2 separate regions of the Homo sapiens genome follow, and region 2 is linked to region 1. Evidence: chromatin loops called from intact Hi-C (ENCODE). Cell type or tissue: sigmoid colon. All regions are shown on one strand. Each heading gives the region's core, and the rest is flanking DNA. Links, peaks and the distances in the headings are about the cores only.

What was found. Hi-C counts contacts between places; a loop is a spot of excess contacts. Peaks named below come from ENCODE experiments on the same cell type or tissue, not always from the same donor. Only the 100,000 strongest peaks of a DNase experiment are listed, where the experiment ranks them.
Region 2: a loop joins it to region 1, with 4 times the contacts of the local background. A loop is called at or near these places in 31 of 110 quality-filtered maps.

Annotation. Positions count from the first base shown.
Region 1 is chr2:24,419,076-24,424,455 of GRCh38, reverse strand. All of the region lies in intron 2 of LOC105374329 (a long non-coding RNA gene), which reads right to left. Among named protein-coding and RNA genes, the nearest start is that of ITSN2, 61 kb to the right of the region's middle. In sigmoid colon, for the core only: a CTCF peak has its summit at 2,636 (motif pointing left); no DNase peak of the experiment used is centred there.
Region 2 is chr2:25,202,127-25,207,506 of GRCh38, reverse strand. It overlaps LINC01381 (long intergenic non-protein coding RNA 1381), which reads right to left and starts at 3,194. Exons shown (of 2, transcript NR_132378.1): 1 at 2,958-3,194. RefSeq lists a silencer at 2,857-3,196. In sigmoid colon, for the core only: no CTCF peak of the experiment used is centred there; no DNase peak of the experiment used is centred there; H3K4me3 peaks cover 605 bases.

The sequences.
Region 1 (5,380 bases), core at 131-5,130:
GGGCATGAAGTCTCTAGTTAGCCCTAGCTCCCCCACTCCCTGTTGTCTTACATCCCCACATGGTGGTTAATTTTATGTGCCGGCTTGGGTGGGCCATGGTGCTCAGATATTTTGTCAAACATTATTCTGGATGTTTTATGTGCAGGTGTTTTTTGAATGAGATTAACATTTAAATCCGTGAACTTTGGCCAGGTGCGGTGACTCACGCCTGTAATCCCAGCACTTTGGGAGGCCAAGACAGGCAGATCATTTGAGGTCAGGAGTTCAAGACCAGGCTGGCCAACATGGTGAAACCCTGTCTCTACTGAAAATGCAAAAATTAGCTGGGCGTGGTGGCAGACACCTGTAATTCCAGCTACCCAAGACGTTGAGGCATAATCGCTTGAATCCGGGAGGCAGAGGTTGCAGTGAGCCAAGGTTGTGCCACTGCACTCTAGCCTGGGGAACAGACTGAAACTCCATCTCAAAAAAAGAGAGAGAGAGAGAGAGAGAGAGAGAAGGCAGGAAAGGGGCAGAGAGAGCAAAAGAAGAGATGCAAAGGCTTCCATTCCATTGATTTTTCTCTTGATTGTCTAGCTCAGCACTGTCCAATAGAAATAGAATGCAAGCCATATATATAATTTTTAATTCCCTAATATCACATTAAAAAGGTATAAAAAGAATAAATAAAATCAATGTTAATAATGCATTTTATTAATGTGTTTTATTTAACCTAATATATTTAAAATATTGTCATTTCAACATACGGCACCAGCTACATTTCAAGTGCCCAATAGCTGCACATAGGTAGTGGGTACCGTATTGAAGAGCTCAACTCAATATCCCAGAACTCATTTCCTACAGCCCCCAGGGCCTCCCAGCACCCTGCTCTCTGATCACAGATTCCAATCACATTTCCCTCCATGATCCAGGGTTTCCCTGCCACACACACTCAACTCTCCCAACCAGATAGGAGAAATTTTACTGGCTTTTTTCATCTTATTTTTTCTCTGGCTCTAAACCAATATCTGACCTTTGGCAATGTGCTTCATTTCACCTGCTCTGGTGAGAGGTAGTGAGATTTTTTTTCCTCTTTCCCTGTTTCATCTTTGTCTGTCTGGCATTTGGCATACGGCCTGGCACATGTCACTGCCTCACAGGTGAGTGACTTTGGGGCATTTAAACAGGAGGGAGGTTCGGAAGACCCGGTGAGGGTAAAATCATGAAGATCAGGCTGTTTATACCAGGTGCCTTGATGAGCTACATCTTCACCTTTGGGATAAGTGCTCAAAGCCTTCAGGCTTTCCCCCTTGAGCTGGCTTCCCATGGGCAATGGTCAGGCCAGCTGTATGGCACAGAGCCTCCCACAAAGCTGGACTCAGCAATGTCTGAAAAACCCAACTGAATCGACTTCAGGCAGAAGAGACTAGCCAACTGTGGGGCCTGAGCTGAGACTCGGGCAGGAATACCTACTGGAAATTGGCCCAGGGAGGGAGCCACGCAGCTCTCTGAGTGAAGAGTGTTCTGTGCAGCAGGGGGACGTGTTTCTGCAGTTGGAGGAGCAGCTCGCTTAGAGGGAATATCGTCCTGGATATGGCCATGGCAGCAGCCATCTCACCAGGCCGGTTCCACACTATGGTTCTGAGAGTTGTTACTGGAAGCTCAGCTGAGAGCCTGTTCTTCCAGCCCTTCCAATGCTTATATGAGCTACTTAATAAATCCCTTTCTGCCTAAGCTAGTTAGTATAAACTTTATTGTTGAAACCAAGAATCTGACCCAACGTAATTAATTATAGTATCAGTCTTAGGGTTTTCCTTTATACTGTTAAGTGCACTTATATCTCTGTTATCTGAGGCAAGGGTCTGGGGAAATGGGCATGGTTACCAATGGGAATATAAATTGGTAAAATGTCTGGAAGGGTATGTTGGTAGTATTTATTTAAATTATAAAGGCACTTACCTTTTTAACCAGTATTCTAATTATAGGCATTTGTTCTGCAGATACACTTGCATATATAGAAGCTGAGTTATGTACAGTTGCAGCATTGTGTGTGAGAACAAAATATTTTAAATCACCTGAAAGCAACAAGAAGAAACTTTATCTTGATGAAATGACTAAGCTGCTTTTACCTGGAACTTTAATATATGTGAAGGAAGGCTGTCTTCTATGGTGATAATCCAATTAAGGTAAGAAGGAGATCCAAACCAATAGCTAGAGATTGCATATTGCAGGCACAGCTGGCAGGACTCAAACTGTCCAACACAAGTGGATACTCTGGGATGCAAAACCAAAATATCTGGCTTAGAACAAGCTTTTGTGCAGGCCAGTTATTGAGGCTCCCTTGGACCCCATTTGAGACCACAAAGGGGCAGGGGCACCAGGGTGAGGAAAGACTCTTGGCACCGTGATGACACAGCGTGGAGGGACAGCTATCAGTCATAAGCAGCCCTGCAGATGCTAGCCTCTCTCTGTAGAAGAGCAAAGGGTAAACCAGCTCACACAAGCACACATATGAATCCCTGCTGGGATCATGGGGACTCAGGTAGGGGTTTGCCACTCTGCTCTGGTGCCTCCCATAGCAAAGAGGCTGTCTAGGAGGCAGGGGCTCTAGGAGACGCTATTCATGTTGTATTCCACGTCAATGGCGCCCCCTGGAGAGAAGACAATTTGGATGTTGCCCATTGGAAATAGTGTGTGTCAACCCTGCAGGAAAAGTGCCCTCATTCAAAGGTGAGAAGTAACTAAAAGAGAAACAGCACACAAATCTTTAGGAAAATACAAGAAGGAGAAAGGAGGAAATCAATAGGGAAACAACTGGCAGGTAAAGAATACAGAAACATCTTGCCTCAAAACTGGTGAAAATCATGACCAAATACAGTAGTCCCCTGCCCTTATCCACAGAGGATACGTTCCAAGACCCCCAGTGGATGCCCAAAACCACATTTAGTACCAAACCCTATATACTATGTTTTTTTCCTATATGTGCTTTTTTTTTTTTTTTTCCTGAGGCAGAGTCTCACTTTGTTGCCCAGGCTGGAGTGCAGTGGCGTGAACTCTGCTCACTGTAACCTCCACTTCCTGGGTTCAAGCCATTCTCCTGCCTCATCCTCCCAAGTAGCTGGGACTACAGGCATGCACCACCATGCCCGGCTAATATTTGTACTTTTAGTAGAGAGGGGGTTTCACCGTGTTGGTCAGGCTGGTCTTAAACACCTGGGCTCAAGTGATTCACTCGCCTCAGCCTCCCAAAGTGCTGGGATTACAGGTGTGAGCCACCGTGCCTGGCCCCCTATATGTGCATGTCTATTTGATAAAGTTTAATTTCTAAATTAGGCACAGTAAGGCTGGGCTCAGTGGCTCACACCTGTAATCCCAGCACTTTGGGAGGTTAAGGCAGGAGGATCACTCAAGCTCAGGAGTTCCAGAGTAGCCTGGGAAACATAGCAAAACTTTGCCTCTACAAAAAGTAATATTAGTCAGCATTGTGGTGCATGCGTGTAGTCCAAGCTGCTTGGGAGGCTGAGATGGGAGAATCACTTAAGCCCAGGAGGTTGAGGCTGCAGTAAGCCATCATGGAGCCTCTGCACTCCAGCTTAGGTGACAGAATAAGACCCCATCTCAAAAAATAATTATCATCATGAAAAATTAGGCACAGTAAGAAATTAATGACAATAACTACTAATAAAATAGGACAAATTAAATAAAGTAATATAATGAAAGTTATGTGAATATGATTTCTCTCTCTGCATTGCACCTATTTTTGGACCCTGGTAACTGAAATTGAGAAAAGTAAAACTGTGAGACTACCATAAATCTCCATAAACTCTAGGAACTAAAGTAAAAATAATCTCTATATAACAAGCACTCAAAGCAGAGATACAAGAGTTCAAGGAAAAAAATGACAAAGCAACTGAAGATGAAAAATGAGCTGGCACTAATGTTTTCTTTGAGGTAGAATTACATAAAGTCTTAGATGTACAGTCTGATGGATTTTTTTTTTCAAGTAACCATACCCATGTAACTACCACTCTGCTACAGATATGGAACATTCTCCGCATCCAAGAAGACTCCTTCCTGCCCCCTTCCAGTCAAAAGTAATTGCTGTTTTGATCTCTATCATCCACCATAAATTAGTTTTGCCTATTGTTGAATGTCCTATAAATGAAAACATATAGTAGATGTTCTTCTATGTCCAGGTTCTTTCACTTTACCTTATGCCTGTGACAGTCATCTACATAGTTGTGGATAGCAGTAGTTCATTCTTTTTCAATATTGTGTGGTATTCCATTATATGACTATGCCACAATATATTAATGCATGAATTTTCGAGTTGTTTCCGTTTGTGTTATGAATAAAGCTGCAATGAACATCCTTGTGCATGTCTTTTGGTGAATATAAGCATTCATTTTCATTAGGAATATACAAAGGAGTGGAATTTTTAGGTCATAGAGTATATGTATATTTCACTTTGGCACCATTAAGTTTTCCAACGTGGCTGTACCAATTTAAATCAGGAACACATGCTCCATATCTTTGCCTCCATTTGGTTTTCCTTTTAGTTTTAGCCATTCTGGGAACAGCACCTCATTGGTTTTTTCACTTACATTTCCCTGACACTTCGAACCTTTTCATGTGTTTATTTATTGTGAGGTACCAGTTCAAGTCTTAGCCCAGTTTTTATTGGTTTGTCTTGCTTACTGATATGGAGTTCATTATATATTCTGGACAGGAGTCTTTCATCAGATATGTAAATACAAATATTTTATTCCCATCTGTGTCTTGCCTTTCACTCAAATGATGTCTTTTGATGCAAAGAAGTTTTTAATTTTAATCAGGTCCAACATCAATATTCTATTTTATATTTGGTAATTTGTGCTCCCTATTTAAGAAGTCGTTGCTTACCTCAAAGTCATGAAAATAGTCTCCCACTTTCACATTTACTTTTATGATCCATTTCAAATTAATGTTGATGTATGGAGGGATGCAGGAGTCAAGGTCCATTTCTTTTCTATATGGGTAGCCAGTTAACCTAGCACCATTATTGAAAATAACACCTAAGCCAGGCATGGTATTGTGTGTGCCCCAGCCACTTCAGAGGCTGATGTAGGAGGATGTGAGCCCAGGACTTTAGAGCCAGCTTGGGCAACAAAGTAGAAACCCATTTCTTAAATTTATCTGTTTTTTTTTTTTTTTGTGAGACAGTCTTGTTCTGTCACCCAGGATGGAGTGCAGCGGCATGATCTCAGCTCACTGCAACCCCTGCCTCCTGGCTTAAAGTGATTCTCATGTCTCAGCCTCCCAAGTAGCTGGCAGTATAGGTGCATGCCACCACACCCAGCTAATTTTTGTATTTTTAGTAGAGACGGGGGTTTCACCATGTTGGCCAGGCTGGTCTTGAACT
Region 2 (5,380 bases), core at 115-5,114, 780 kb before region 1:
GAGCCCAGGATGTCTGTGGAGTGACCTCAGCTGGTCCACTGGAGGGAAACCCAAGTCAGGCTGACTGTTTTTCTCTGGGAGAGCCAAGGGAACCCCAGGGGCACTGCGTTATTTGCTCCTTTCCTGTCTGATTGCATTTTCCTCTGGCTGCCCCAGGGAACCTGTTTCTGAGCCTGATGGTCCACTTCCAAAGACCAGGCCTCTTGCAGCGGGAAATGTTTGGGAAGCCCCTTGTGACGTCTCCTCCCTGCCTGGTGGAGAGACTTCCCTTTTTGGTAGTAGCTGGTCTGTGAGTGGTGAGACCACAAAAGATCAAGGGACCCCCCGGAGGGTTCACTTTTTCAGTGTGTTTGTCAGCTGACTGTGCTCAGGGAGGGCCTGGAGGATGTTACCTGAGTTTGGCAAAAAGGACCTCATAGTAACCTTGCTAGGTAGATACGGCAGGGGAAATTATCCCCGCTTGACTGTTGAGAAACTGCAGTTCAAAGAATGTTCGTTGATTTGCTCAAGACGGTATGGCTAGTCCTGGCAAGGCTAGGCGGCATCTCTGCCTTCTGCCATCCTGGCCCACCATTCTCTCCTTTCTTTCACCTGCCTTTTCTAGCTCAACTTATCCCCTCTTTTTATTTATTATTTTTTGAGACGGAGTCCCGCTCTGTTGCCCACGCTGGAGTGCAATGGCGCGATCTTGGCTCACTGCAACCTCTGCCTCCCAGGTTCAAGCGATTATCCTGCTTCCGCCTCCTGAGTAGCTGGAATTACAGGCACGCGCCACCATGTCCAGAGAATTTTTGTATATTTTTAGTAGAGATGGGGTTTCACCATGTTGGTCAGGCTGGTCTCAAATTCCTGTCTCGGCCTCCCAGAGTGTTGGGATTATAGGCCTGAGCCACCGCACCTGGCCTTCCCCTCTTTTAATTGATAAGATGACATAGCAGCATTAAAGATAAATATTTAAACTAAAATCTCTCGGCTGGGCACAGTGGCTCACGCCTGTAATCCCAGCACTTTAGGAGGCCGAGGCAGGTGGATCACGAGGTCAGGAGATCGAGACCATCCTGGCTAACACGGTGCAACCCTATTGCTACTAAAAAAAATTAAAAAAAATAGCCGGGCGTGGTGGCGGGTGCCTGTAGTCCCAGCTACTTGGGAGGCTGAGGCAGGAGAATGGCGTGAACCCGGGAGGCGGAGCTTGCAGTAAGCCGAGATTGTGCCACTGCACTCCAGCCTGGGCGACAGAGCGAGACTGTGTCTCAAAAAAAAAAAAAAAAGAAAGAAAAGAAAAGAAAATCTTTCAAATACCACCATTTATATAACACATTTCTACATATGCACACGTGTGCTTTAAAAAACAGCTCTAGGCCGGGAGTGGTGGCTCACGCCTGTAATCCCAATACTTTGGGAGGCCGAGGTGGGTAGATCACCTGAGGTCAGGAGTTTGAGACCAGCCTGGCCAACATGGTGAAACCCTGTCTCTACTAAAAATACAAAATTAGCCAGGTGTGGTGGCACACGCCTATAATCCCAGCTACTTAGGAGGCTGAGGCAGGAGAATTGCTTGAACCCGGGAGGTGGGGGTTGCAGTGAGCCGAGAGCGCACCATTGCACTCCAGCCTGGGCAACAAGAGTGAAACTCTGTCTCAAAAGAAAAAAAGAAAAAGAAAAAAAAACCCAGCTCTAGTAAAATTGTAATTTACAATTGTGATAACACTGTATAGAACAAAACACACAAGTATAAGTAACATTTGGGAAATCTGCATTAGATCAGCAGGTTACATCCCTGTCAATATGCTGGTTGTGATATTGTACTATAGTTCTGCAAGATGTTACCATTGGGGAAAACTGGGTAGAGGTGGGATCTCTGTATCATTTCTTTTTTTTTTTTTTTTTCTTGAGACGGAGTCTCACTCTGTCACCAGGCTGGAGTGCCGCGGCCCGATCTTGGCTCACTGTAACTTCTGCCTCCCGGGTTCAAGCGATTCTCCTGCCTCAGCCTCTCGAGTAGCTGGGACTACAGGCACATGCCACATGCCCGGCTAATTGTTGTATTTTTAGTAAAGACGGAGTTTCACCATGTTGGCCAGGATGGTCTCAATCTCTTGACCTCATGATCTGCCCGCCTCGGCCTCTCAAAGTGTTGGGATTACAGGCGTGAGCCACCGCGCCCGGCCTATATTTTCTTATAACTGCATGTGAATCTGCAAGTATCTATATAACATTTTCGATTAAAAGAAAAAGCAATTCTGAAGGAGTTGAGATCCATGAGAATTTACCATTTCATGTTAAACCATTTTTCATTAAGATTACATTATAAACATTTCCCCGTGTTTCTACAGACCTTGCAATAATCACTTACTGGCTACACGGCATTCCATCTAGTGGGTGTAAAACCGTTCCCTTAACCATTCTCCCTTGCTAGGTGGCGAGGTTGTTTTCAATTTTTAGCTCACACTAATAATGCCATAATGAACATGATTATGCCTAGGGCACGGTTATTCCTTTGAATTATTTCATTAGGATACATTCCCAGGGAGTGGGGTGCCTGGGCATAAGGTTCTGGACCTTTATGACTGTATTAGGTATTATTAATTTAATATTATATCCTTATTATTGCCCTTTCTAAGGTACAGATCGGCTTTTCCCCAAGTGAGCAAAAGTTCTCTGGCGCGCCTTTCAGCATTCAGATTTGTGGGGGAAAACCTAGGGGCCCCCCACTTGTTTCCGCCTGCACAGTGTCAGGCCAGAGATTTGAGTGGCAGAATGACAGAGGCAGCAGAGTGCAGCTAGAGGAGCTGTCACGGGCGTCACCCTCCCACGGGGCCCGGGCGGGCGTCCGGGGACCTCCTGGGACTCGGTGGCGCCGGCTACCTTCTCCCCAGAGCAGCAGAGGCCGTGAGGGGCCCTGCGGGGCCATGAGGGCGCGCGGCTTTCTTGAAAACAGAGCAGCCTCTGCTCACCCTGCAGGCGCTCTGGAGCTGCAGGAGGCCATTTCTAGAAGGCACCGGATTCGGCCTAATGCGGTGGCGAGGCCGCTGCGTCCCTCGGAGCCCGGTGGGGAGGCCCTGGGTGCCGCGCCCCAAGGCTCGCGGGCGATTGCCGCCCGTGAGGCGCCGCCGGGGAAGTCCGGAGCCCTGGCGTCCCCAAAGCCGTCCGCGGCTCTGCGTCCCAGTCCCGGGCGAGCGCCGCGCAGAGGCCCGAGGACCCCACGCCTGGGTGGGGAAGGCGCGGCCTCGCCATCTTGCTGGGCCACGGGCGCTCGGCGCAGGCGTGCGCGCTTGTGCAGTGTTCACCTCTTTTGGGATTTTATTCTCGTTTCATTTAATTTAACTCATTTAAAAAATTTTTTTTATTTTACTTTTTCTTTCATTTTAGTTTTGTTTTAAATTTTATTAATTTCATTAAATTTAAATTTTGTTAATTTAATTTTAATTTTAGGTGGTTTTTTTTTTCAGTTTGGATTGCCAGGTTAAATGTAGGAGGTCCAGTTAAATTCAAATTTCAGATAAGCAACAGATACATTTTTAGTATACATCTATCCTGTTTAGGATGTCCTATTTAGTATCAGAATGTCTCCAACGTTTTGTCCTGGTTTTTTGTTTGTTTGTTTGTTTGTTTTTTGCGACAAGGACTTGCTTTGTTGCCCAGGCTGGGGTGCAGTGGCACAATCATAGTTCACTGCAGCCTCCAACTCCTGGACTCAAGAGATCTTCCTGCCTCAGCCTCCAGAATAGATGTACACCACTACACTCAGCTAATGTTTGTATTTTTTGTAGAGCTGGGGGGCGTCTCGCTATTTTGCCCAAGCTGGTCTCGAACTCCTGGGCTCAAGTGATTCTCCTGCCTTGGTCTCCCAAAGTGCTGGGATTCCAGGCATGAGCCACCACTCCTGGCCTGGCCTGTATTTTTATTTGCTAAATCTGGCAACTCAATTTGTGGTAGAACCCCTTCTTTGGAGGACATCTGACTCAGAACCCTAATACCTACCCAATGACAGCGAGTGGTCTGTGTGAACTGGGGCCAGGACTAGGGGGTGCAGGAATGTGAGTGTCACCCAGTGTCTCCCAGACTGGCCTGAGGAACCCCCTGAGCAGAACCGAACCACTGAACCTCTCTTACAGGGGCTGAACTCCCCGAGGGCAAGACAGCAACAGCCGCACCAGGTAGACTCTGTACATTGGATTATTCCAGCCATGGCTGGCTCCTGTCCTCTCAAAAGTCCCTCACGGGCCGGGCACAGTGGCTCACGCCTGTACTTCCAGCACTTTGAGAGGCCTCACTTGAGGCCAGGAGTTCAAGACCAGCCTGCCCAACATGGCAAAACCCTGGCTAATACAAAAAATTAGCCAGGCATGGTGGCACACACCTGTAATCCCACCTACTTGGAGAGGCTGAGGCACAAGAATAGCTTGAACCTGGGAGGTGGAGGTTGCAGTGAACCAAGATCGTGCCACTGCACTCCAGCCTGGGCAACAGAGCGAGACTCTGTCTCAAAAAAAAAAAAAAAAAAAAAAAAATCCCTCAGGCCCATATCCTGTGAGCAACAAGCTCTGAAGGAGGGGCCCAGGTCTGCCACTATGGGATGTGGGCAAGTCACTGGCCTCAGTTTCTCCATCTGTGAAATGGGGCTGTTGTTTGGGCTGCTGGAGATAATCTATGTGAAAGTGCCTGGTGAACCTGGACACCCAGAGACTCTAAAGCATGCTTTTTACTGAGGCATAATTCACAAACAGTGACATTCCCCAATTTTAAGTATTGAACTCAGTGCATTTTGACTGATGTTTACAGTTGTGTGACCACCACAATTGCATATATATACATATACAAACATATATGTTGAAGAGTTGAAGGCCATAGCCCTTCTTTGAGGAATTCCGGGTCTGGTGGAGAAGCAGACCACGTGTACTTGACCACCACACACCTGTGTGAGCAGCAGCTCAGGAAGGAACACGGGGGCCAGCGAGGTATGCGGCCACTCTTCCGGCTGTAACGCCCTAGATAGAGCATTTAGTCTGGCCGCCTCTAACGCAGCCACATCAAGCCTTCAGTCCCACCCTTGCTGGGTCTGGAATACCCGGGCAAAGCCACATCCTCTTTCCTCTTTTATCTGGCAGAGGCTCATTCCTCTCCATGTTTCAAGGCCCAACTCAGATGCTACCTCCTCTGAGAAGCCACACCGATTTTCCTGGTGATTCTGGGACAGATTTGTGGCTCCTGCTCATTGGGCTTGGGACCTGCAGGTGGTGAGGGCTAGAGGGAGGCAGAATCTTAAAAAGGGGGTCCCCAGTGGGAAGGGCCGTGGGGTGGGCTAGGGGAGCATCATGTCCTGTAACAGGAGATGTGAATGGCAGGGCGGGATGTGGAGGTTCAGGGCGGGATGTGG